5 separate regions of the Homo sapiens genome follow, and regions 1, 3, 4 and 5 are each linked to region 2. Evidence: chromatin loops called from intact Hi-C (ENCODE). Cell type or tissue: A673. All regions are shown on one strand. Region 1 overlaps EP400 (E1A binding protein p400). Region 2 overlaps MMP17 (matrix metallopeptidase 17). Region 3 overlaps SFSWAP (splicing factor SWAP). Region 4 has its middle 39 kb from the start of LINC02414. Region 5 overlaps ADGRD1 (adhesion G protein-coupled receptor D1).

Region 1 (5,000 bases), 170 kb before region 2:
ATGTTAAAAAGTATAATAAAACATAATTAAGCTTTTTTTATAAAACACTCACCCTAATTGCTTAAAAAAAAATACCACACATTAATTAAATCCCCAATAACAGTGGGCAAAGGATATGAAGCTGTTACATACATAAAAGTGTAAAGGGCAATAAAATGTTTTTTCATTAATCATCCCTGGAAATCAGTGCACAATTTGTTAAGTACCAAATTATCAACCACCTTAAAATCATAACACTGGGAAATTATTATGAATTAGATACTCCCACATGCTGCTGATAATGGCATAAACTGGCTGGATTTTTCTGGAAATCAACACGGAAAGCTGAAGGGCTTTGGAATCCAATGCCCTCAACCTCATCATTTCCCCTTTTAGTGAGTCTATCCAGAGGAATGACAGAAATGTGAACCCAGATTTCTGTTCAAAGAATGTTCACACAGTGGTAGATCTAACAGGGGAAAACCCTTTAGTTGGGCTGTGTACTTGTGATATGTGAGCTTGTTTGCATCTGTATTTTATGTCAAAGACTGTTGAGCCAAAACAACAAATGCCATGGACAAGCACCCTACAAGGACCATGTTAAAGGCACTGTCCACTTGGGACTAGCAAAACACTTTTTGAATTCATTTGCTCAGGATGTTAAATATTTGCCACACTGGCTTGATGGACATAGACCTAATGGAGCCCAGTGAAAGTAAGTGTTGGCTGTGGAATTCAGGTGGTGTGTCCATGATGTTCCTAACAAGGTTCTTCACCTTTCCTGTCTGTCTGATGCTTCCAGAGCGAAATGCTGGGATGCACCACTACAGCATATGATGCTATATGTAAGTAGGAAAAACAAGCCAAACCACTGGAAACTTCCAGTAAGAAGATAATTCTGTAAGGTGTCTCAGAACAAACAATACACAGAAATCAGCCTCCACATATGGAAATGAGTTAGAAAATGAAATCGAAGAAAAAAAAACCTGTTTAGACAGAAAATTAAATACAGTCGTCCCTCAGTATCCCTGAGAAGGTGGTTCCAAGGCCCCTTTCGATACCAAAATCCAAGGATGCTCAAGTCCCTTATATAAAGTAATGTATATTTGCACGTAACCTATACACATCCTCTCATATATTTTAAATAATCTCTAGGTTACTTATAATACCTAATACAATGTGAATGCTATGTAAATAGTTGTTACACATTTTTTTGGTATCTTTTTTGTAATTGTTGTACTGTTATTTTGGCTTATTTGGTTTGGGGGGTTTTTTTGGTTGGCTGTTTTTTTTTTTTTTAATATTTCTTTTAGAGATGGGGTCTTGCTATGTTGCCCAGGCTGAACTTGAACTCCTGGGCTCAAGTGACCATCCTGCCTCAGTCTCCCAAGCAGCCAGGATTACAGGTGTGAGCCACCACACCCAGCTGTGTTCTTATTTTTTACTGTTTTGCTTTGTTTTGTTTTTGGTAAATATTTTCTATCTGTAGTTGATCAAATTCATGGATTTGAAACCCATGGACATGAAGAGCTAAATATACTTAGAATTAAACTTTCAAAAATTCCACATCTCTGTGAAGAAAGCTCTAAGAGGTTCCTGAAGACCATGAAGAAGCCTTGACCCAATGAGAGGCTCTGCTCATGGATTCAGCTCGACACCATAAAGACAATGGGATCCCCAGGAACCCACCTCCTGGTGTTCACTCCTGGTCTCTCCCACACTGACCTGGCCTGACCGGTGTGACCACCATATGTGAGAATGACCGTAGGTGACTTCCAAGACTCAGCTACAAAAGATACTACAGTGTCTATCCTGCTCCCTCATGGATATTTGCTCTCGGACACCAGCCCCAGGTCAGGAGGACACTCAGCCTGCCCTCAGCATGCAACCAGAGCCCATCAGCTGGCAGAATGAACCAGCCTGGAATGGCATCCTCCAGCCTGCTACATCAAGCCTTCTGAAAACCATCTTCACAGGAGACCTGTGCCACAACCACCCAGCAAGGCTGCTCCCAAACTCTGCCCCACAGAGTATACAGCGCTAATTTAATAGGATATCTAGTAAGTCAAGAATGCGCACCATAATCAGATAGCCCCTACAACAAGAATACAGAAAGCTAACAGAGAAGAGGAAATGAAATAATTTGTAAATACTTGCCTGATGCTTTAACCATAAAGAGATTGACTAAAGAACAGGTGAGAAAATACAAGATAAATTTTAAAATTAGGATAGATCTAGGCCCAATTATTAATAGAACAGGCTTAAATTTAATACAAATGTACTAAACACTCCAATTTAGAGACATAGGGACATTAGAATAAACTGTAGGGCAGAGAAGACCAACTATATGCTGTTTACAAGAGACATGCTTTACAAAAGAACACAGATCAGAAGTTAACAGAAACTCTCTCTAGAGGAAACTCCTTCACTGTCAGGCCTAAAGTAACTTCCACAATGAAGTTCCAATATGTGGGCGGCAAGCCATCCAGGTGCCGAGGCAAGAGACCGAGGGCACGAGCTGTTCCAGTGTAATAAAATATATAAAACAACAAGAGTTATACTAGATCTAGATCATAGACATGATTATATACGAATATCATTAATCACTAGTTTGTAGCAATTACTCTTTATTCCAATATTATAATAATCCTCGCTCTATAATCATAACCTAGGAAAAGCCAGCCCATACAGAGATAGGAGCTGAGGAGACATAGTGAGGAGTGACCAGAAGACAAGAGTGCGAGCCTTCTGTTATGCCCGGACAGGGCCACCAGAGGGCTCCTGGGTCTAGCGGTAACGCCAGGATCTGGGAAGACGCCTGTTGTAGCCTCAGTGTCAAGGAAAAACACCTGCTACTTAGCGGACCGGGAAAGGGAGTCTCCCTTTCCTTGTGGGGAGTTTAGAGAAGACTCTACTCCTCCACCTCTTGTGGAGGCCCTGACATCAGTCAGGCCCACGCACAGTTATCCGGAGGCCTAACCGTCTCCCTGTGATGCTGTGCTTCAGTGGTCACACTCCTAGTCTGCTTTCATGTTCCATCCTGTACACGTGGCTCTGCCTTTTAGATAACAGTAGCAAAATTAGTGAAAGTACTAAAAGTCTCTGATATGCAGAAATAATGGCGTAAGCTGTCTCTCTCTCTCTGCCTCGGCTGCCAGGCAGGGGAGGGCCCCCTGTCCAGTGGACACGTAACCCACGTGACCCTACCTATCATTGGAGATGACTCACACTATTTACCCTGCCCCTTTTGCTTTGTATCCAATAAATAATAGCGCAGCCAGACATTCGGGGCCACTACCAGTCTCCGCGTCTTGGTGGGAGTGGTCCCCTGGGCCCAGCTGTCTTTTCTTTTATCTCTTTGTCTCGTGTCTTTATTTCCACAATCTCTCGTCTCCACACACGGTGGGAAGAAACCCACCGACCCTGTGGGGCTGGTCCCTACACCAATAAATTGTCAAAAATCACAAAGTACGCTAGGAAACAATGTACCATCAGCAGAAACCAGGATTCATAAACGACAGCAGAATCAGACCTGCAAAAACATCACCCATGCAATTATTAGGCAGAGATTATAAAATTTCATATTTGAAGAAATAAAAGAGATGACTGAAAGTCTGAATACAGAGCAAGAGATAATTTTAAAATTTCATGTAGGTTTTCTAAAAAACCATTGGGAATGTCTTAAAACAAACTGGTAACTGGAATTTAACACTTAATCAATGGGTTAACAAAAGACTAGGAAGAGCTTAAAAGAGAATTCATAAAATAGAACACAGATGTGATAAAATTATCTAGAATCAAGTAAAACTGATGACGTAATAGGATAACAATTCTAAACCTATATATGCACATACTAACATAGTCTCAAAATACATAAAATGAAAACTGACAGAAACTTAAGGAGAAATAGGTACTCATTATCATAATGGAACATTTTAACATACTTCTCTCAGTAATTGATAGAGCAAGAAGACAAAAATCAGTAAGGATAAGAACTGGATAATGCAATCAACAAGTTCTACCTGGTGGACTGAGAGAGAGAATTGTACCATAACCTGATGAATGCATGTTGTTTTAAAGCATGTATGGAATGTTTATAAACTGGTCCATTCAAAACCTACCTCAACAAAATCCAGGTCAGTGAGAATCCCATACATCTTCTGTCTGATCAAAATGCAATTAATGTAGAATAATAATAAAAATATATATTGAAAACCCTGTATTGTTTGGAAATTAAGAAACATCCTTCTAAATAACTCATGGGTCAATAAAATATATATACAGGGGAAATCAGAAAATATTTAAAACTGAATAATAAATATGATATTCAGCTAAAGCAGTATTACGGAAAAATTCAGACCCTTAAATGTTTATATTAATGAGCTGATGAAAATTAGGAAGCTAGTCATCCAAGTTAAAAACTCAGAAAAAGATGTTTTTAAAAAAGAAATACTACGAGCAGAAACAAAACAGAAAACAATATACAGGCGCCAGATTAAAAAAAAAAAAAAAGAATCTGACAAACTTTTGACAAGACTATCAAGAAAACAGGCATAAATACACAGTATTAGGAGAAAGAAGGGACATACATACAAACACAGCCAAGATCGGAAACACTGTAAGGAGAAATTATTGACAATGTATGCCAATAAATTTTAAAATGTAGATGAAATAAAGAAATTCCTAGAAAATTTGACTATCATAATTGACTATGAAGAAAAGAAAAAGTCATATTCCTCAATTTAATGTATGAGGGCCAGGCACGGTGGCTCAGCCTGTAACCCCAGCACTTTGGGAGGCTCAGGTGGGCAGATCACCTGAGGTCAGGAGTTGGAGACCAGCCTGGGCAACACGGTAAAACCCTATCTCTACTAAAAATATAAAAAATAGCCAGGCATGGTGGCTGGTGCCTATAATCCCAGCTACTCAGGAGGCTGAGGCAGGAGAATCGCTTGAACCCAGGAGGCGGAGGTTGCAGTGAGCTGAGATCGTGCCACTGCACTCCAGCCTGGGCGACAGAG
Region 2 (5,000 bases):
AAGAAATCCTAAAAAAAAAAAAAAGGAAAAAGAAAAAAGAAAATGCTTGTGACTCATTTATGCCACCTGCTGGGCCTCCAGGTTCTGGTCTGCAGGAGCTGGTGATGGGGTGGTCCTGGCCAACCCTCCTGCCCACCAGCAGGCAGTGCTCAGAGGAATGAGGCACCACCATCCTGGAAGTCCCAGGGGCATCAGCAACAGGCCGTGCTGGCCAGGAGGGGCCTCACAAGACACTACATGGGATCTGCACACCCCGAGATCCCCCTTCCAGGAAGCACTGAGTCCTTCCCGGGGCCCCCCTCTGTGCCTTTACCCCCTTTCCAAACCCTACTGACCCAGCCCAGCCCCTCAGCCCCTTGGGGAAGCCAAGAGTGTGTACAGAACTGGGGGCCCCTCCAAAGCTATAGGCACGACAGGACGTCAAAGTGGACGTTCATGACTGGGGTGGGCAGCTTCTCTGGAGGGGCCTTGGGGGTGACAGCCTTGGCCTTGACAAGCTGGCCTCCCACTTCCGCCCTGACCTCCAGGGTGTGGGGATCTTTGGCCCCGAGCATCCGGTCCCACACTACCTTGCACCTGCAGGGTTTACTGAGGGTGTCCCATGATCAGTCACCGCTGTAGGTGCTGGAGATGCCCATCAGCACATTCTGCACTTTTTAGTCCTTTGTTAAGATCACAGCTCAACAGGGCCACTGTGCCTCATGGTTACAATAGCCTGTCACCTCCTCCAGGAAGCACTCTGGAGTTTCCTCACATCATCTATGATATTGGATGATGACCCCCTGCCCCCTCACCAGGGAAGGGTCCACACAGGCAGGTGCCTTTCCCACCCAGGCCAGCTGCTGCCTGGGTTGGGCCAGCAGGTGCTGAGACCCCTTGGGAGGACAACTCACCCCCCAGCCTTCCCGTCTATAAGCTGAGGTCATGGCTGGTAGCTGCACTGAGTGGCCCATTTACTCTGTGGGGTTCACGGTGGCGGTTTGGGGCACCCCCCACTCTGGTCCCCAGGGAGCTGGGCAGCCTGGCCACGAGGCCACATGCATTTCAGGAAAGTGGAGCCGGGCCTGGCAGGCAGCACTCCCAGTGGCTGTGGAATGTTGCCCAATGTTTGGAAGCAGGTGGTTTAGTTGCAGGTGTGAGCGGCCAGCCTGCTTCAACTCATAGAACCAGGGCCCCAGCACCAGCCCGGGACAGGCAGCCCCGCCCATGATAAACAGGCACTGTCGCCTGTGGCCCCAGAGGCACTGGAATTTGAGCATAGAATGGCATCGAATCTTGGGGGGTGGTGGGTCTGTGGGGCAGGGCTGGTGGGTGCCTCCTACCTAACACGAGTTTGTGCTCAGGGGGCTGTGCCCCAAATCTCAGGCTAGGCATCCTGGGAGGGGCCGTCTTGGGGGCTGGAGTGAGAGGGTGGGAACCACTTCCTAGTTTGCCAGGGACACCCCAACAGAACAAGCCTTGCAGGTTTGGGAGCCACCAGCCTTCGGGTGGACACAGGTAGAAGTGGCCACCTGCCCCAGGGGGCCTCCTGAGCCCACGAGGCGCCCTCGCCCAGCCCTGACCTGTCCTGTGCTCCCAGTGTGGGTGGAGGCGCGGCTGTGGGGAGGCCTGAGCCTGCAGGGAAGAGGCGGCAGGCAGCTCACCAGGCAGCTCAGGTCCATCTGGGAGGGGGCGGCTGATTCCTGGCTAGGGCTTGGAAATGTTGACCCAGGCTAATGGGGTGGTGGTGGTGGCAAGGTGGGCTTGTTAGCTAAGGGGAGTAGGGGTTAACCAGGCCTGGAGCACAGTCCTGGGGCAAACCCCCCCACTGCAGCCAGCAGCTCAGGGCAAATGTGGCTGCCCCTCCCCACCCCTCCTCTCCCGCCAGGCCTCTACCCTGACCCACTCCCACCCACAGTGGGTAGGGGGATGCCTGCTGTAGGATGGCCGCTGGGGTGGGGGCCCAGACTCCCCGCTCCAGGTGTCCCCCTCCCTGCCCCCTGCCCCCAGTACCTACAGAGCCTGTGGATCCCACGCAGGCAGGGGGGCGTCTGATCCTGGGAACCTGCTACCTGCCCCCCTCCACGCCCACCCGCCGCCTGGTCCTCCCTCTGCTGTCGCCACGGAGACCGCTGTCTCCAGGGCAACAGAGGCTGTGGCGGGCGGGTGCTGCAGCAGCAGCAGGGTGAACCTTCCAGAAGGCCACTGGGGAGGGGGAGGGGCTGCCGGGAGGAGGGAGGAGGCGGGAGGGGGCTGCCAGGAGCTCCAGGGAGCCCCAACCCACGGCAGCCACCCCCTGGCTGATGCTGATTTCTGGAGCTGCCTAGGAGAGGCGGCCGCTCTCCTGCTCCTCCCATGGGCTGGGCCATTACCAAAGATGGGGACACAGAGGCCAGAGGCAGAGCCCTGCCCTGGGGGGCACAGGCAGGAAGTGGGCACCCACAGCCCCTGACTCTGACGCAGATGCAGGCAGCTGCCCAGGCCCACTCTGGATTCACCGTTCAGCCATGCTTGTTGTCTGACACAATGCGTATCTGTTTCCAGCCTTAAGAGGGCGTAATGCACACAGCACAGAATTCCCTTTGACGGTTTTTAGGGAATTTATGGTTTTTGGGGAGTTTATGGAGTGCAGGCCCCGTCCCCGGGCTTTGGGTTGCACTGATTGGTTGTAACGGCCCCTCCCGCCCAGGGCACCCTGGCTGGCGGGTGCATGTGTGGCCTTGCTGTGCCATGGTGGTGGCGCCTGGGCCTGGCCCCTGCAGATGAATGAGGGCCCGACCCCCATACTCATCTGTGACCCAACCTGCATGGGGCCTGGGGGCAGGGAGAGCAGGTGTCATCAGCCCCATTTTACAGATGAGAAAACTAAGGCTCAGAGAGTGTGGATAACCTGTCCACGGTCACACAGCACACGGTCAGTGATGGAGCTGTGGTGTGGTCCCAGCAACCACGTCTGACCCACTCAGCCATGCGGGGTTCCCCTGCACCGGCCTCCTCTGGGGGCTGACCCTCGGTTGGAGTGACCCCCTTGCTCCAGCCTCTTCCGCAGGGACACTGCCAGATCCCCTGAATCCGTCTGTCTGAGCAACTGGGGAGAGACTGAGACCGCGGGACCCCATCCCACTGCCCACAGGGGAAGACGGGATCGTGAGGAAGATAAATAGCAAACACCTGAACACATACACGCGTCTCAGGCGGTCATTATGTCCTGAACAGTAATAACTGCTCTATTCGATCCTAACAGCCAACAGTTATCCAGCACTACCCAACCATGCCCACGTCATTCGTGCCCATGTCCCTCAGGCACTGCAAGGCTGGGGGTGGTCCCTGCTGGAGGGTGCCTGGCACAAAGCAGGTGCTCACAGGCAACTGAGGGTTAACCTTATGAAGTGGGTGTTCTTATTACTCCCAGTTTACAGATGAGAACACGGAGGCACAGGGAGTTCGGACATGTATCCTCAGCTCAGCCCAGGCTGTTGGCTTCCGGGTCTCCGCCTGTGACCACTGTGCTGTGTGGGGGTGAGGGATGGGCTGGAGGGCTGATGAAATGGGTGCTCAGGGAACATCCTGGGGGACACGGAAGGAGCTGTCCAGGTGATGCGTGGGGCGGTGCTCACATGCTCACGGTGGTGGGGACAGCAAGTGCAAAGGCCCTTTGGCAGGGAAAACACACAGCGCAGAGGAGCGGGTGTGACAGAGTCAGGGGGCGGGGTGGAGAAGGAGGTGGGCCAGATCGCGTGGAGCCCTTGGGGCCAACATGAGGAGGGGACTTGCTTATTACTGCAGGGTCCACAGGGGAAGCCAGGCTCCACACCCCGTCCTGTCCCTGCCGTCCTGTCCCACTCAGACGGTGCCCAGGAGGGCCCGAATCCCAGAGGCGGGTGCCCAGGAGGGCCCGAATCCCAGAGGCGGGTGCCCAGGAGGCTCCCACCCACTGCGTGACAGAAACGCCGCCCTGCATGCGTCTGACACCTGCCCTGCGTCCACAGCCAGGGCAAGCGTCCCACGGGATCTGCTGCCAACAAGGAGGCAAACTCACGCATGCGCAAAGTGCCCCTGGAACCCCCAGGAAGACACTGTGTCAGGGAACACCCTGCAGTGCCCCCAGATCCTCTCCAGCCTTCCCCCTTCCCGTTCCCCCACAAGATCCTCTCCAGCCTTCCCCCTTCCCATCCCCCTCCCGGATCCTCTCCAGCCTTCCCCGTTCCCGTCCCCCCGATCCTCTCCAGCCTTCCCCCTTCCCGTCCCCCCCAGATCCTCTCCAGCCTTCCCCCTTCCCTTCCCCTCCAGATCCTCTCCAGCCTTCCCCCTTCCCGTCCCCCCCAGATCCTCTCCAGCCTTCCCCCTTCCCTTCCCCCCCAGATCCTCTCCAGCCTTCCCCCTTCCCGTCCCCCCCCAGATCCTCTCCAGCCTTCCCCCTTCCCGTCCCCCCCAGATCCTCTCCAGCCTTCCCCCTTCCCTTCCCCCCGCAGATCCTCTCCAGCCTTCCCCCTTCCGGTCCCTCCCCATCCTCTCCAGCCTTCCCCCTTCCCGTCACCCCCCAGATCCTCTCCAGCCTTCCCCCTTCCGGTCCCTCCCCCAGATCCTCTCCAGCCTTCCCCCTTCCCATCTCCCCCCAGATCCTCTCCAGCCTTCCCCCTTCCGGTCCCCCCACGCCGATCCTCTCCAGCCTTCCCCCTTCCCGTCCCCCCCCAGATCCTCTCCAGCCTTCCCCCTTCCTGTCCCTGAACCATCGGAAGCACCTCCGCTGATCGCACGGCAGCCTGTCCTCACTGGCCCCATTGCGCAGACAGGGAGACTGAGGCCCGGCACTTAGTTGGGTGGCAAAGCCCACGTCCAAGGCAAACAACATCCCCGGAGCCATGAAGACGGCTGTCAGAAGGGGACCGCGGAGCAAGGGACAGTCAGACGTCTCTCATGGCGAAATCAGGCCATGGTCTAACCCTCCTGCCTGTCTTGGTTTTGGCTGGGGGTGCTCGCCTGAAGCTCTGGGAGCAGCTGCAGGGTGAGAGGGGACACCC
Region 3 (5,000 bases), 79 kb after region 2:
TTGTGCTCAGGTAACCTACTCGAATGAGAGGCCCAAAGACACATATAGTGAATTGCCTAGTTAGCGGTTCATCCACATGGATTTGGTTTCGCTGAATGATCACCATTCTCATACAACAAGGCATCTTTATGCAAAGGACGGTCCTCTTATCACCCCAGCCCACTTCCTCAATCTCTTGTCTCCACTCTGCCTTTCCTTCTGACCCAAGAGCTGTCGCCTCGCCCCACTGCCACACCTCACCCCACTGCCACACCTGTCACACTCCATTCCAGGCCACCAATGCCACCAGAAATCTCTGAAGTCGCTCCAGTGGCTTAACCGCATCACAAAGTCACCAGACTGGATAAAGTTATTCCGCTGACCTAAAGCCTGTCAGATGTGCTGGCCCCTCCCCGACAGGGTGCACCGGGGCAAGCTGGCCAAGGCTCCTTCACCAGCCACCCCCGAAGTCACTGCTGACCACCTACCGCATCTCAACACGGGGCCGGGCAGCTCGCACCACGGGGCTCCTGCCTAGGGCTGCACCCCTGCCTCAGAGCTTCCCGTTCCTCTCGCAACACCAGCTGAACGCCTCTACTCCACAGAACCTCCCTCCCGCGGGGGGAGCCCACTGCTGCTCCACGAGGTTCCTGGCTAAGGGCCTGCTCTGGCCTTTGCTTCTGTCTGCTTTTTAATTACACTGACTTTGTATTTTTACATGCCTGTCTGTCCTGTGACATCAAAGTCTTGCTCCAAGAACATAACAAAGTAACTGAAATCGAGTGAGTGAAGTATTGCCTGGTAGAGATTCTCAAGGAATCTGCTTTGACAAATTAATAAATGAATTTCACTGGTACAACAGTTTGCATATAAATAGTTTCAGAAGTCCCAGGGAGTACAAAGGATTATTTGAAACTTTCTGTACAAATGTCCAGTACACTGAACAGACTGTTAAACAGACACATACCTAAGGGCTGCTCACACTCACGTTACCTCCAATGCCACGCGAGGCAAGCATGACACAGCATGGAAGGCAGAGGTTTCACCACAGCAACCTCCAGGGGGCCGCCAACCCCACCCCAGCCTGCAGGTGAGGGCGCTGAGTCTGAGGTCACCGAGGATCCTACGCTTGCCAACTTATGGTGGAATGTGCAAGGCCAACATGCAAGTGGCAGCATACCTTTCACCAGCTTCCCGTCCGGGACGGTCTTACTGGACGATGCCTCCTTCTTCCCGCCTGAGCCTGCCCGTGCTCCCACCTCGGCTGCGTCTTCAGGCGCGCCATCCTCCCCAGCATCACTTGGCTTCTCGGGAGCAGAGTCTGTGGGAGCCTCTTCTGGTGCAGACACAGCCTAGAGATTAAATGTCACTATAAACTGTCAGCAGGAAATTATACAGAAATTTTAAAAAAAGAGAGATGTATACGGTATATGTTTCACTGGACAACGGCAATTGTACATTACTGCCCAAGCAGCACTGGGAACAGACTTCCAAATCCAGATCTGCTGTTTTTTCTTACAATGGAATGTATCAAAGAGGAATGGAAGATTTTCTCCTGTCTGAAAAAACACTATACTCTTTGAAGCCCTAATACTGCCTTGGGAACCAATTTTCAGTATCTTTTCTTTGGACACTGATTACTCAGAATTCTTTAAAAATACCAAATTATCCCCATCACCTACAGAGGAGTCAGTTTCTTTCAGTGTGGGCTATTGGAGATAAGGGTCTGAAGAAATCTCCTGAGAAGTAAGGCCCATGTCATCTCCTCACCAAAACTGGCTTTACAAAAATGTCAGGGTGTCTATATAACTGAGAAGAGCAGAGCAAAGGCAGAAGAGGGGGCTGTAGGACAAAAAGCACTTCCAAGTGCGCCAGCACCACGCTGGGGATCTGGTGAGGGGGAAGGGCGTGCAGGCACAGGCAGAGGCCGTGCTGCAGGACACCCCCAGCACCAGCTGGCCAGGCATGAGGCGCCCACTTATATTTTATATATTTCATACATGTTAACACAACAGAAGCAAGGTACCCGGCTGTCATGAAAGGTAGCTAGTAACTGTAGACGGCCAAAACATCGAACAGTTGAAGGAACAGGATTTTTTTTGTTTGTTTAGAACGTGCTGGACAAACAATCATCAATGCTGTGAACGTGGGCAGATGCTTTCAACAGATCAGGTTCCAGAGCTAAGGGGGACGTGAAAGATGGAGTATGCCAGACACACATTAAAAAAAGGTGAAGAATCACCCAGCCCTTTCACCTGTAGGAGAAGAAACAGAAAGCGACTTCTGATCTGGAAGGCGGAGCCACCTCTAAGAGCTTCACAGCCTCCCTGCATTCAGACACGTACCTGCATGCTATCGCCCCCTTCTTTCTGGAGGAAGAACTGCTTCTTAAACTCATAATAAGCATTATACTGGTGCCACGGCTGCAGGAACTCAAATCTGAGCAGAAAAAGAAAGAAAATGGGTCATTTACCAAGACAAGCTCACTGAAGTAACAACAGGCCCTGTTCTCCTAGCTCTTTACTGATCTCAACAATCCCACAAGGTGGTTACTGTTTTAGCTACTCATCTTATAGACGAGGGAGACTGCACACAGGGGGTCGAAATCGCTTGCCCGGGGTTACACAGGTCACGCTGCAAATGTGACAACATATCTTTACGTTTTATTAGTACTGAGGCGTGGGACATTGCTTGGTTTTTAAAAAGAAGGGTTTGTGTCTAGATTTTTAAGGCAGATTCTTGAAAACCATGAATTATAGGCTTTTATTTTAGGTAGCTTCAAAATTCCTACTTAAAAAATGAAACAAAAAACAGGTAACATAATTTAAAAACACCACCCAAGTCTAAGCAATTTAACAAGCCAATTAAAAAATGTATTTATCTAAAGACATTGGTTGGGCGTGGTGGCTCACATCTGTAATCCTAGCACTTTGGGAGGCTGAGGCAAGTGGATCACTTGAGGTCAGGAGTTTGAGACCAGCCTGGCCAACACAGTGAAACCCTGTCTCTACCAAAATACAAAAATTAACCAGGCGTGGTGGTGCGCGCCTGTAGTCCCAGCTACTCAGGAGGCTGAGACAGGAGAATTGCTTGAGCCCAGGAGGTAGAGGTTACAGTCAATCAAGATCGCGCCACTGCACTCCAGCCTGGGTGACAGAGCAAGACTCCATCTCAAAAAAAAAAAAAAAAAAAAAAAAGACATTTGAGCCAAGAAAAGGCTTAAAAATATATAAAAAAATTAATTCTGTACCTACATTTTTTTAAAAAAAGGCTAAACGAAACCCCCAAATGCCATATACCTAACATATAAAATTCTTCTTCTGACCTTTGATCATTCTTGGCACGAACACTGGTCTCGAACTTCAGGCCGTTCCTGGCGACATACTCGGCCAGCTTGTCAATCACGGGCTGGACGTCGGGGGGCGGGGGGATGATGGCGGCCACGGGGGCAAGTGCACTGCAGGAGAAGAGTCTGTGAGACCCCTGGGCTTCAGGGGCTCGCCAAGCTCAGTCCTGGCTGCTCGGGGGTCCTCACCGCCTCAGATGCCCGGAGAGACATGTGAGTTATAAACAGTGTGTTAGGGGAGGCTCTTGTTGAAGGTGATGCACACGACAGAAACTAAAGTCAACTAGACAGGATTGTTGTCAAGAGTGAAAAATGGGGATTTTAGTGATAAAAGGTGCATTTTTCCTACTAATTAACATTTCCCCCCAATCACAAGCTAATTCTTAGAAATAACAAAGAATAAGCAGTTTGTTGTTGTTGTTGTTATATTGAAAACAAGTCGGCAAGCATGGTTCAACCTCCTTCATTTCCTGTCTGACTTGCTCAGCATGACCAGAAAGAGTCGTTTTCACAGAAACTCGCGTGTTTCATTCCATTTCCCAGGAGTCTCCTTTCAAGGCAGGGCATTCCAGGCCCACTGGTAAAGCGCCTGTCTCATACTCGTCCCCTGAACACTGGGGGCCCTCGCTGCTGGAGAAGCTAGGGCTCTGCCGATGGCTTCACAGGTTAACTAAAGTAGCTGCCAGGGTCCCCTGGTGGCCAACAGCTTGGGAGAGACTCATGAAGCACCCCAACATCACCTGCGTCAACTTTATGAACCTGCATGTTTTGCAAACAACTGCAGCTTCACTGCATACTGATTTTGCCTAGCACAGCTCAACTGAGACTCTGACACAAAGCGCAAGAACAGATGCTGGAGATCTGGGGCCAGCGTGCGACGTGAAATGAATTCAACTTTATAAGTGGTTTAACTTCAATGCTAAAAAGTTTGTGCTACAACCATTTCTGTTTTCCTGTCAACTTTGTAACTTGGGGATTTGGAATAATAACTACTCAGACAATGGGGACCCCTGTATATGATCTAGATTACAAGCCCCCCATGGAGACACAGACGGCCCCAGTGACTGCAGTGCTGAGTGACTCACACAGCAGGCAGCGGTGGACGCTGCACCTACCTTGTGGTGGTGGTTGTGGAGGTGGCCCCGCTGCTAGTCTCTGCTGTGGTTGGGGGCGGTAGTGGTGTGGTCCCAGGAGGTGGTGGGGCGGTGGTCGTCACTCCAGGGGAGTTAGACACGGTCACGCCAGCAGGAAGGGTGCTGTAGTAAGTAGTCACGTCGATTCCGGGAGGGGGCGGCGCCAGGCAGTAAGTGCCGTCCGGTAGCATGTAGTAGCTGTAATACATGGCTGCCACGGTCGCTGTGGAGACACATTGCCCCGGAGTGAGCATGGCCGGCCACAGGCTGGTCCATGAGTCCACAATGCAGCCACAAGAGCCCTTCCCCCGGCAAGATGCAGCCTTGCCTCTGCTCACTTCCAACCATGCTGTTTTCTAGATTTTTCTGATACAAAAAGTTGTCTGCACAATATGCAATTTAAAAGAACCAGGCAAAGCCACAACACGCATCCAAAGACAGATGGAAAGCGAATGGCATGAGGACATTCAAAGGCACCAGATATGAATACTCTCTAGACAAATTAATGTCCTCCTTAACTTCAAAATGTGCAGGTTGGGAAC
Region 4 (5,000 bases), 220 kb after region 2:
AGAGAGGTTACTTTCAAGTGGAGAGCCAGTGGCGAAGTAACTTAATTCTGCAAAGTGTCGTGACTCAAGACTCAGGCAGGTGGAAGGAGCGGGTGGGCGGCTCACAGCGGAGTGGGGAAGGGGCAGGATCCCCACGATGTCAGCGGCCAGGTGGGGTGGAGACCGAGGGCAGGACCCCACCCCAGGGGATTTTTCCAGGGTCTCGACAGCACCACAGGCTCACCCCATCACGATTTGGAATACGTGGCCCTGGGTTTCCTCTGGGCTGGTGGGCCATTTGGTGGGGCACAGAGCCGGAAACAAGTGCACCATGGATCATGTGGCATGGCTGCAGGGAGGACAGGGCCTGGGGGGCACAGAGCCAGGGCACAGGGAGCCTGGGCCTTCTTGTGCAGGTGGGTGGGGCCATGCTGGGCAGGGGGAGCAGGCACCCCTGCCTGTACAATGGATTGGCACAAAGGACCCCTGAGTGGACTCAGCCCACGTCAGAGCCGTTTCCGGGCAGTTGGGTGCAGGCTGGATGGAACCCCACACACCACGTGTGGACTCAGCCCACGTCAGAGCCGTGTCCGGGCAGCTGGGTGCAGGCTGGATGGAACCCCACACACCCCGTGTGGCTGAAGGGTCTCTGGTTGGCTTCTCTCTGCCCCAGCCCACGTGAGGCACAGTCAGCATGAACTGTGGGGCCTCCGCTCTGCTGAGCCCCAGGGCTAGGTCTGCAGAAAGCAGAGGCTCATTTAGACCCCAAACACCCAACTACCCAAGGCACCAAGACTGGTTGGCTGCAGAGGAACTGAGACCCAGAGTTATTTTTAATGAGTGAAATAGAGGAGACGGCTTCGTCTCCGTCTTCCTGGCCCAGACACTATCTCCCTCCCATCTCCACTGTGCACACCCGAGCCGCAGGCACCATGCCCTCATTCCACAGGCACTCCAGCCTGCCCTGTGAAGGCTGCTGCTGCTGTAGCAGGTGCCTTGGAGGCTCTGCCCTGCCCACATGCCGCTCCTGTTCCAAGAAACAGCCCACAGCCCGACCCTGCAAACTAGCCAGCCTGCAGTGCGGCCCACATCTCCAGGAATCTGCTGTCCACTGGCGCCTTCCGCCACACCTCCGCTGTTCTTGAGAGCATCCTTGGGCTTCAACTTCCCCATACTGTGCTGCAGATGAAGTTAGTTTCCTTGGGAAGAGACCTGGAGCCCTCACTTTTACCCTCCCCTGGGCAAAATCCCTGAGCCTCCACTCTGGAGCTGGAACTGTGTGTAGGGACATTGCCCGCTTCCTGCCAGGTGTCACCATCCTGTCCCATCTTAGGGACCCAGGACTCTATCCAGCAGGCTACGGTGTGGGAAGGGATGCTGTTTAAACAAGAAGGCAGAGGAGCTGGCAAGCGGGCCCAAGGGGTGTCCAGAGAAATGGGAGGAAAACCAGGAAAGTTTAATGACAGAAAAGGCAAGAAAAGAGAGGGTGCCAGGAAGAGGAGGCCGGCTGCCCCCGCTCTCCCTTGCAGGTGGCTTTGTCATCTTTCCTCTGCTGGTCTGACTTCTCTGCCCCTCTGTCCATGAGGCAGAAGGTGCTCCCCACCCAGCACACAGCCCCGAGATTCCTCATATCTTGCTTACGAGGCAGGCTCAACCCGAAACAAGACTCTTGGCGCCCAGGCCAGGTGGCCAGGGAGAGGCCTGCTTGTGTCAGAGGTCATCAAAGGTCCAGTCAACTGTGCCCTGGAGGGTGTGGCCTCCTCATAGACAGGTGGGATCTGGGACCACTGCGGGCAGCCACTCTCCAGCTCCTTCAGACGAACCTGCTCCAACGGACCCAGTGTTGCCATGGGCTATAAAACGGGGGACACTCCTGTCCCACTGCAGCTCTGCAGGCTCTTGATTAATTTCTGAGGTTGACCATCAGAAGCTTCACATTCGTGGACGAAGACAGAGAGGGCCTCCACCAACAGGGCTACAATGTTGTCTTTTCATGCCTTGTTCCCTACCCGTTGGGCAGGTGAAGCCACGGCTGTTTCTTTCATGCCGCTCTTAAGGCTATGGGAACACAAGGCCCACATCTCCTGTTTTGTAGCTGAGTTCTCTAAAGCTTTCCATGATGGCCCCACCGCCCTTCTCTCATGATCAAAGGTGCCAGCGTCACCAGCCGCTTCCCTGGGATGCCCTGCATTGCTGCCAAGGAGCCAGGGATGGCTTGGGGCCGCCTTCCCACCAAAACCCCACAGCGAGGTCCCCAGAGTCTCTCATGGTTTGCTGCAGGCAGCCACATTCCTGCCTCCAAGTACTGATTTTTGAGACAACAGAGCACAGCATTAGGCTTCAGATGGATTAGCTAGGTGCGCTAGCCTTCCTCAAAAAGCTGCTGGAACAGACAGTATTGCATTCATGTTAATGGCTGAGTAGTACCCCTTGGTGTATAGACACCACGTTTTCTTTATCCATTCAGTAGCCGATGGGCAGCAACTCGGACGGAGCTGGGGGCATTATTCTAAGTGAAGGAACACAGGCGTGGAAAACCAAAACCACATGTTCTCACTTGTCAGAGGGAGCTAGGCTGACTACGCGAAGGCGTACGGAGTGATGTAATGGGCTCTAGAGGCTCAGAAGGAGGAGGGCGGGATGGGGCTAGGGATAAAAAGACCTACACGCTAGGACAATGGACACCCCTTGGGTGACGGGGGCACTAGAATCTCAGAATTCACCACCACACAATTCATGCATGTAACAAAAACCACCAAAATGCTATCGAAGTAGAAAAAAAACCTGTAAAATACAAAAAACAAACCAACTTCTTTTTGTTTGGAAAATCAACAAATTTGATTTTCCTGTTGTGTCTCTGACCACAGCCTGTCTGGCGGGAGGAGTCGGTTGCAGGCTGAGCAGGAAGGGCGGCCCCAACCTCCCCCTGGAGGCCCGTCCTGGAACTGCGTGTTTCTGTTCCCGCAGAACCACAGAAGCCACGTGTCAGAGTGAACATGGGGTGTTGGCTTGGCTCCCCCAAAGATTTTAAAAGCAGAAACTCTCCAAGCAAAATATCTGCGTTGTCTATGGTGGAACTTGCCTTAGTGATGTTGCTGCATTCGCCAACACCTGCTCCATATCAAAGACAAAATAGTGGTGAGGAGGTGTGGGGATACGAGAGACAATATCCCAAACTGGGCTTAAACATAAGTGATCACACATGGTGTGGCGCTTTCACATAAATTATGCGCGTTTCCATGGAAACAACGCAGAAATCAGACGAAGGCAGTACATGCCAAATATAAAGTATTTAATTCTAAACAGTAACAGATTTTAAACTGTTTATTCCCAGAATTGCTTCAAATGGTCACATGGCAAAAACAAATGCCATTAATGTGTTTTTGCTTCTCTCTCATTTGTCCATTGCATTGATTTCCTATGAAATGTAAATAAAACAATTAAAACAAAATTGATATCGAATGCAACTGAAGAGAAGTAAAAATCGCAAGCCCCAGTGGTATTTTTAATCAGAGCTAACCCATCATAGATGAAAATTAAGGAAGAATTTATGCTAGGACTGTAATGTTACTAACTGAGGACCTTCAATTCTTTATTCACCTATTTAAATGATCTTTGCTGGACATTTCTAAGAGTGAAATTCTTCATTTACAGTTTCTACCGCTCAATTTTGTAATAAAACAAAAATGTCAGACCATCCAGACACATGAAAGAGCCAAAATGAAGTATCCCACAAAGACTTTTGGAAGGTAGAAAAACAAACAAACAAACACAATTCATCAAAAAAACCCCAACCTACTGATGTTGAGAGAAATCACAAAAACAATCTGAGGATGGATGAATGACAACCAGCCCCTCCTAACCTCCCAACATGGTAACTATGATAAATTACCACCGGTGACAGTGACTCACCCTCCACCACTGCTGGAATCCGTGGCCTATACACAAAAAAGTCTGGAAAACAACTTGAAGGACCATGTGTGTGAGAAAGAAAAGGAATTCTGTGTGTAGGGGAAGATGCCTCTGTAAGGTCTGAACAGCCTTCCTGAAGGCATCCCTGGTGCAGTGTGACCACGGATGACCGCACCCGACCAGCCACTGCATGCAAAGTGAGATCTTATGGCTGTCATACTGAGCATGCACTGAAACCGGTGACCCAACACCATTGGGTCCCTTCCCTGAGGCACCTGTACTCCGTGTGAATACACAAGACACACAAAGGTTGAATTAGTAATCTCATACTGGTGTTGGTATGTTTATAGTTCATAAAATACCTCCGCATCCTTCATGTTTGCTCACAAGTCTGTTTAATATTAAATGAAATCACAGATTCTCAGAACTGGAAGGAACTTCAGAGGACAGCTAATCTGATTTCAACTGACTCAAGACAGGCTTAAAAATAGAAAATGAAACAGAAATTCAAAACAATGAAGACACAGGCAGTACAGGAATAGCTGTCAGTGGATTGTACAAACACTCACTTCTCTTCCTCCTAACTCCCACAGAATCCCCCAGGTAATGTCGGATCCAAAATCTACCTCTATGATTCCACTGAGATTAGGTTGAGATGAGTTAATGCCAGAGTTAAACCGGAATAGAATACCAACTGGCAAGTTTGAGAGGGTGACTGGGAAGAATCTGAGAGGGGAAACAGATGGACGTGGCCCTCCATATCCATAGGCCCCATGTCCTTGGACCTCAGATCAAAAATATTAAAAAATAACCTGGGGCCGGGCATGGTGGCTCACGCCTGTAATTCCAGTACTTTGGGAGGCCGAGGTGGGCAGATCACTTGAGGTCAGCAGTTCAAGACCAGCCTGGCCAACATGGTGAGACCTCATCTCTACTAAAAATCCAAAAATTAGCTGGACGTGGTCTTGGGCCTCTGTAATTCCAGCTACTCGGGAGGCTGAGGCAGGAGAACCTGGGAGGTGGAGGTTGCAGTGAGCCAAGATCGCACCACTGCACTCCAGCCTGGGCAACAGAGTGAGACTCTGTCTCAAAAAACAAAAAACAAACAA
Region 5 (5,000 bases), 730 kb after region 2:
AGCCCTTCCCTGGGATTCTGACCCAGGTCTCTGGGAGAGCGGGACCCATCAGAGCCCTTCCCTGGGATTCAGACACGGGTCTCTGGGAGAGCGGGACCCATCAGAGCCCTTCCCTGGGATTTAGACACGGGTCTCTGGGAGAGCAGGACCCATCAGAGCCCTTCCCTGCGATTTAGACACGGGTCTCTGGGAGAGCGGGACCCATCAGAGCCCTTCCCTGGGATTTAGCCACAGGTCTCTGGGAGAGCGGGACCCATCAGAGCCCTTCGCTGGGATTCAGACACAGGTCTCTGGGAAAGCAGGACCCATCAGAGCCCTTCCCTGGGATTCAGACACAGGTCTCTGGGAGAGCGGGACCCATCAGAGCCCTTCCCTGGGATTCAGACACAGGTCTCTGGGAAAGCGGGACCCATCAGAGCCCTTCCCTGGGATTGAGACACAGGGTTCTGGAGGAAAGATGCTCTCCCAGTCCCCTAGGGCCACCAGCTGGGATTATAGACACCTGGAGCTGCTGCAGACCTGCCTCCCCTCCTGCTGCCAGCACACAGTGGGACCTTGCTCCCCAGTATGGACTTGAACAGGCAGCGTCAGCATCACCTGAATGATTGATAGAAATACAGCATTCTGAGCTCCACCCAGAGCTCCTAAACCAAAATCTGCACTGTAAGGAATCCTCATGGGAGGTTTCACACCGGAGCCTGAGAAGCGTCCAGCAGGAGAACATGAGGCCAGTGCACACCCCATCCATTCCACGGTGCATCCAGGAACTTCTCAGATGCTCCCGAGTCTGAGGTGGGGTGCCCTGTGAGGGAGGTGCTTGCTGCCACATGAAGGTGGGTCTGTCCATAGGCAGCAGCCCCAGGACATGCATGGGGACAAAGGGCTCTGCTGGGCAGTGAGGAGGAGAGGCTCTGCTGACCCGCTAGGCATGGGATAAAGCGTTCATCTTCTGTTGGCCAATCCTGATTGCACCCTAAGACCACAGGCTTATCCTGCTGGGTTCCTAAGAGCTTCTGCCAGAACCAGCTCCCTTTTTCCTCCCACACATGGAGCAGGCAGCCCTCTGTTTTTCTCTTCCATCAACTAGCTTACAAGCCCACATCATTCCACTGCTGGGTCACTTCAGAGAGTCTCAGCTCTTTGCCTTCTGTGAGGTCTAAGACTTCTTAGGGCCCCAGAGAACCCCCCACTCCATGCAAAGGGCAGGGAAAGATGGCATCTAGGTCTGCAGGTCTGCTTCGCTGAACAGAGGTGGCACAACTGTTTGCTGTCAAGCAGCTGATGAAGGGCACAGCCTGCAGCCAATAAGAGTCTTGGTCTGCCCACACCAGGCCGTCAGCTTGGCCAAGGACTGTGAGCCCTGTGCCCCAATTCCTTTATCTGTAGGCTGAGAGGATGACAGCTGGTTAGAGGGTGACATGGCTTCACAGATGCAAGCCCTTGTCATGGTGCCTCGCGCGTAGCTGGTGCTAGGCAGTGTGAGTGGGTGGCGGCAGCGGCAGCTTTACCCGAGGCTGGCGTGCAGCACAGAAACCAGCTCATGCACGTCACGATCTCTGCTTCCCCCGAGAAAACCACAGCCCTGGTTGTCTGGGGAGATGGGTTCTGAAATTTGAGTTGAAAAAGCTAGCAGAAGGTGCCACCCGGTGACATCCGAGGAGGCAAGGGAAGGACAGCGCAGGAACACGGAGCTGCGCCCACTCACCGTGCCCGGCTCGAGGCGGAAACTAATGAGCAGCAGGACCTGGGCCACCAGCACGGCGAAGGACAGGTTGGCGTGGATGTGGTAGCGCTGGTTCCGGATGGTGCTCACGGAGCTGAGGACAGAGGCAGGGTGTGAGGCCTGGGCCCTGCGCCGACCCAGTCCCCCAGGCTGGGCTCCCTGGCCCCACGAAGTCCCTATATCCATTCCTCCAAGAGCAGCCAGAGGGGTTGCTGTCACTCCCTGCTGTGGACCATCGATGGCTCCCTATTGCTCTTGGATCTGACCCCAGCTCCTTCCATGCCCACACAGCCCTACACAGTCTGACCCTGGGCCATGGCTCTGCTCTGAGTTCCTTTCTTTCCCAGCTCATGTTCCTGCTTCTCAAAGCCCCAGCTTATTCCAGCTGTGGGGCCTTTGCATAGCTGTTCCCATGCAGTAAACCCTCTCCCAGGTCCCCGCATGGCGGCCCAAATGTCTCCCTCAGCGTAAGCTTCCTGACCACTGCTGGGACCTAGCTGCACCCCTCGCTCTCTGCCCTGCTGCCTCGTGGCGTGATCACAGTGAAGATGTTTGTTCTCGCTTTTGTTTACTTGGTTATTGTCCAGCCCCCATCCAAGCATGTTCTCATCTCTCTTGGGCACAGTCGGGCCCTCAAAGCCGACCACACGCCTGTGCTGAGGAACGTGGGAGCGAGAGTGAATATCTGAGCACAGGGCTGAGGTGTCCCCAGGCCCATGGCCATCCCCTTTTGCCTGGCTCGGGTTCCACCAGAATTCCTGTGCCTGGGCTGGGGGCCTTTCCAGACCTTTCCAGCTAAGCCTGGTGCTCTTACCTCCACAGCCCCTCCCCTCTCCCGTGTCTCTTCCATCTTGAGATCTGGGTGCAGGCAGGGGCCGAGAGACTGTTGGGTGGATTAGAAAAGGGGACTCACGACAGCACGGCGAAGGTGACCAGCGTGGCCACCAGGCAGAGCACGGAGAGGGAGCAGCCCACATAGCTGATAGACGACAGCGCCACCTGGTGTCCGCGTGCAAGCTGCGGGGAGCAGAGCAGAGGCGTCAGCAGCAGGCCCAGGCACCCCATCGGAGCCTGAAGCTGCAGAGGGCCCAGGTGGGTGCACAGCTGGTCCCCTGTGAGTGTGGTGCTGACCACCAAGCCTGCCTCCCAGCCCAAATGTCTGTTGCTGCCACCGACAGAGGCCGGTGCTGGGGTTGCAGCCCTGGTTCTGTGCGTGCATGTCCGGTGCCCCGAGGTGCCCTACAGAACACTGAGGCTCCCTCAGCCACAGTCTCCAGACTGTGGCTGCCTGGCCCGGGCAGGCGCTGAGCCTCCTGTCTACACTGCAATACACAGGGCTGCAGACTAACAGTCAGCCCCAGAGCCAGACCTCCCGGGTTCAAGTCCCAGCTGGGCCACGTCCTGGCTGACAATCTGGGCCATGTGACACTCGGCTGTGAAATGAAAATAATGACCCCTCTCCATTCCCACAGTGGCCGCAAGGACTCCATGAATTTACAAACATAAAGTGCTGGAGCAGCTAGGGAAGAGCTGGTTACCGCCCCGGCCTGAGGCCACGACCCTCCCAGTCCCCGCACAAAGTAGTGCTAGGGAAGAGCTGGCTACCGCCCCCGCCTGAGGCCACAACCCTCCCAGTCCCCGCACAATGGCTGCCGCCTGCACACTGTGGGCCTCAGGAAAGCTCTCTAAATGGACACGGTGGTGATCGCCAGCACCCGTGTCTGCTGGGTCCCAACACCTTGTGGGAATGAGGCAGAACAGAACACACCTGGGGATTAAGCGGCTGCAGGGCCACAAAGGATAGAACCGAAGCCGCAGTTCACCGACCGCACAATCCAGACGGCGCCCCCTCGGTTCTGAAGTCGGGGCCTCAAGCTCAGACACATGTGACCCTGCGCTCCAGGAGGCTCCGGGCTCCTAAGCCACAGGCCTGGAAGGGCAGCCTCCCAGCTGCTCACGTGCAGGAGGGCGCCACGTGCTTCCTCCTGTGGCCCATGGCTCTTGTCAGAGGCCCAGCTGAAGCCTGAAGCCTGCATCATGCTGTCCCTGTCCGGCACTGAGGCCCCAGACCCCAGACCCACGTCCCCCCGTCCTCCGAGACGCCTGCCTCCAGCTTCCTCCTGTGGCATGCGGGTAGGGGGAGTCTAAATGCCTTCTCCCCGATCACCAGGACAAAGGAACAAAAGGAGGCCACTCTGAGTGTGTAAGGAGCTGTTGGCAATGAGGGAGGAGATGCCGCAGGCCCAGGGGGCCCCAGCTCAGGGTGAGGCAGGTAGTGCACTGGACCACGGGGAGCAACCTGGGGCCAGGGGGCCATGGGAAGCCCGAACACTCAGCAAGCACCGCCTTCAACTGTGATTCACAGCGGAGTGGGCTCACGCCCGAGGGGCTACAGACGTGCTAGATTCCTGGGTGCGTGGGGCTGGGGTAGGGGCAGCCTGGACGCCACAGCCTGTGCCTCCCATTTTAGCAGGAGCTCATTTTCACCCTGCAGGCCCTGGTATCTTCTCTGAGAACCAGTGCTTGCAGAAGGCAGGGCCTTGGCCTGGCCCCCTTCAGGAGTGAAACAGCTGTTGCCATGACACCAGCAGCATTTCCCCTGGAGGGGCCCTTTTGTGCTCTCCGGCTCAGGGACAAGGCAGAGAGGCTGAGGGCTGGGCAGAGCCACCTGTGCTGAACGCCGGCTCAGGCCTCAGCAGGCAAGGACCTGCGCACAACTTCCAATTTCCCAGGGGCTGGACTTCCCTCTCCACGGACGTTGTGGCTATCACGGGAAAGGTGGGCACTGCGTGGCCAGGGCCAGGGAGACGGAAGAATCCCCCTTCCAGGTTCATGATGCCCCAGGGAGAGAGGAGGGGCAGTCACAGGGGAGCCCATCAGTATCCCTGAGGATGAGAGGGAACTTTGAAGAAATGGGGCCCCCGTCCCCTCAGGAGAATGGCTGCGGTTTCTTGTTCTTGTTTCTGGTTATTGCAGAATCATGCAGTTAGGGGTAGGAGAGCCCCACTACTCCTTCTCCCATGGATAAACCTTTTTCCTTCAACTCCTGGGCCTGGCCTCCCATATTTGAGAAGACCTTCAGGCTGTTGACCTCTGACCCCTGGGAATCACAGCCATGCCCGTGGGCTTCCCTGCAGCAGGTGCCACGATGTCCCCTGGGTGTGTGCCTCCATCTTGGCTTCCCCTGACCCTCATGGGCTCTCCTGCACTGGGCTTGAGGAACTCAAGGTGGAGACTTTGGTGAACTCACACCGACTCTGCCCAGAGCCCACTCCCT

Evidence for each region. Hi-C counts contacts between places; a loop is a spot of excess contacts. Peaks named below come from ENCODE experiments on the same cell type or tissue, not always from the same donor. Only the 100,000 strongest peaks of a DNase experiment are listed, where the experiment ranks them.
Region 1: it touches region 2 in a loop (4-fold over the local background); 19 of 110 quality-filtered maps call a loop at or near these places.
Region 3: a loop joins it to region 2, with 2.8 times the contacts of the local background. A loop is called at or near these places in 3 of 110 quality-filtered maps.
Region 4: a loop joins it to region 2, with 4 times the contacts of the local background. A loop is called at or near these places in 33 of 110 quality-filtered maps.
Region 5: it touches region 2 in a loop (4-fold over the local background); 42 of 110 quality-filtered maps call a loop at or near these places.

The regions. Positions count from the first base shown.
Region 1 is chr12:131,999,471-132,004,470 of GRCh38, reverse strand. The region is part of intron 12 of EP400 (E1A binding protein p400); the gene reads right to left. Among named protein-coding and RNA genes, the nearest start is that of SNORA49, 29 kb to the left of the region's middle. In A673, a CTCF peak has its summit at 2,751 (motif pointing right); a DNase peak (open chromatin) is centred at 2,790.
Region 2 is chr12:131,831,501-131,836,500 of GRCh38, reverse strand. All of the region lies in intron 1 of MMP17 (matrix metallopeptidase 17), which reads right to left. Among named protein-coding and RNA genes, the nearest start is that of MMP17, 5.6 kb to the right of the region's middle. RefSeq lists an enhancer at 3,330-3,939. In A673, CTCF peaks have their summits at 82 (motif pointing left) and 2,540; DNase peaks (open chromatin) are centred at 2,550, 4,030 and 4,550; H3K4me3 peaks cover 896 bases; H3K27ac peaks cover 1,562 bases.
Region 3 is chr12:131,752,804-131,757,803 of GRCh38, reverse strand. SFSWAP (splicing factor SWAP) reads right to left here. Exons shown (of 18, transcript NM_004592.4): 8 at 4,441-4,681; 9 at 3,305-3,436; 10 at 2,325-2,418; 11 at 1,160-1,331. Among named protein-coding and RNA genes, the nearest start is that of SFSWAP, 44 kb to the right of the region's middle. In A673, a CTCF peak has its summit at 2,348; a DNase peak (open chromatin) is centred at 2,333.
Region 4 is chr12:131,607,120-131,612,119 of GRCh38, reverse strand. No RefSeq gene overlaps it. Among named protein-coding and RNA genes, the nearest start is that of LINC02414, 39 kb to the left of the region's middle. RefSeq lists an enhancer at 4,286-4,475. In A673, a CTCF peak has its summit at 2,918 (motif pointing left); a DNase peak (open chromatin) is centred at 2,889.
Region 5 is chr12:131,102,571-131,107,570 of GRCh38, reverse strand. It overlaps ADGRD1 (adhesion G protein-coupled receptor D1), which reads right to left. Exons shown (of 25, transcript NM_198827.5): 16 at 2,637-2,740; 17 at 1,706-1,817. Among named protein-coding and RNA genes, the nearest start is that of LINC01257, 60 kb to the left of the region's middle. RefSeq lists an enhancer at 2,467-2,536. In A673, CTCF peaks have their summits at 2,515 and 2,725 (motif pointing left); a DNase peak (open chromatin) is centred at 2,690.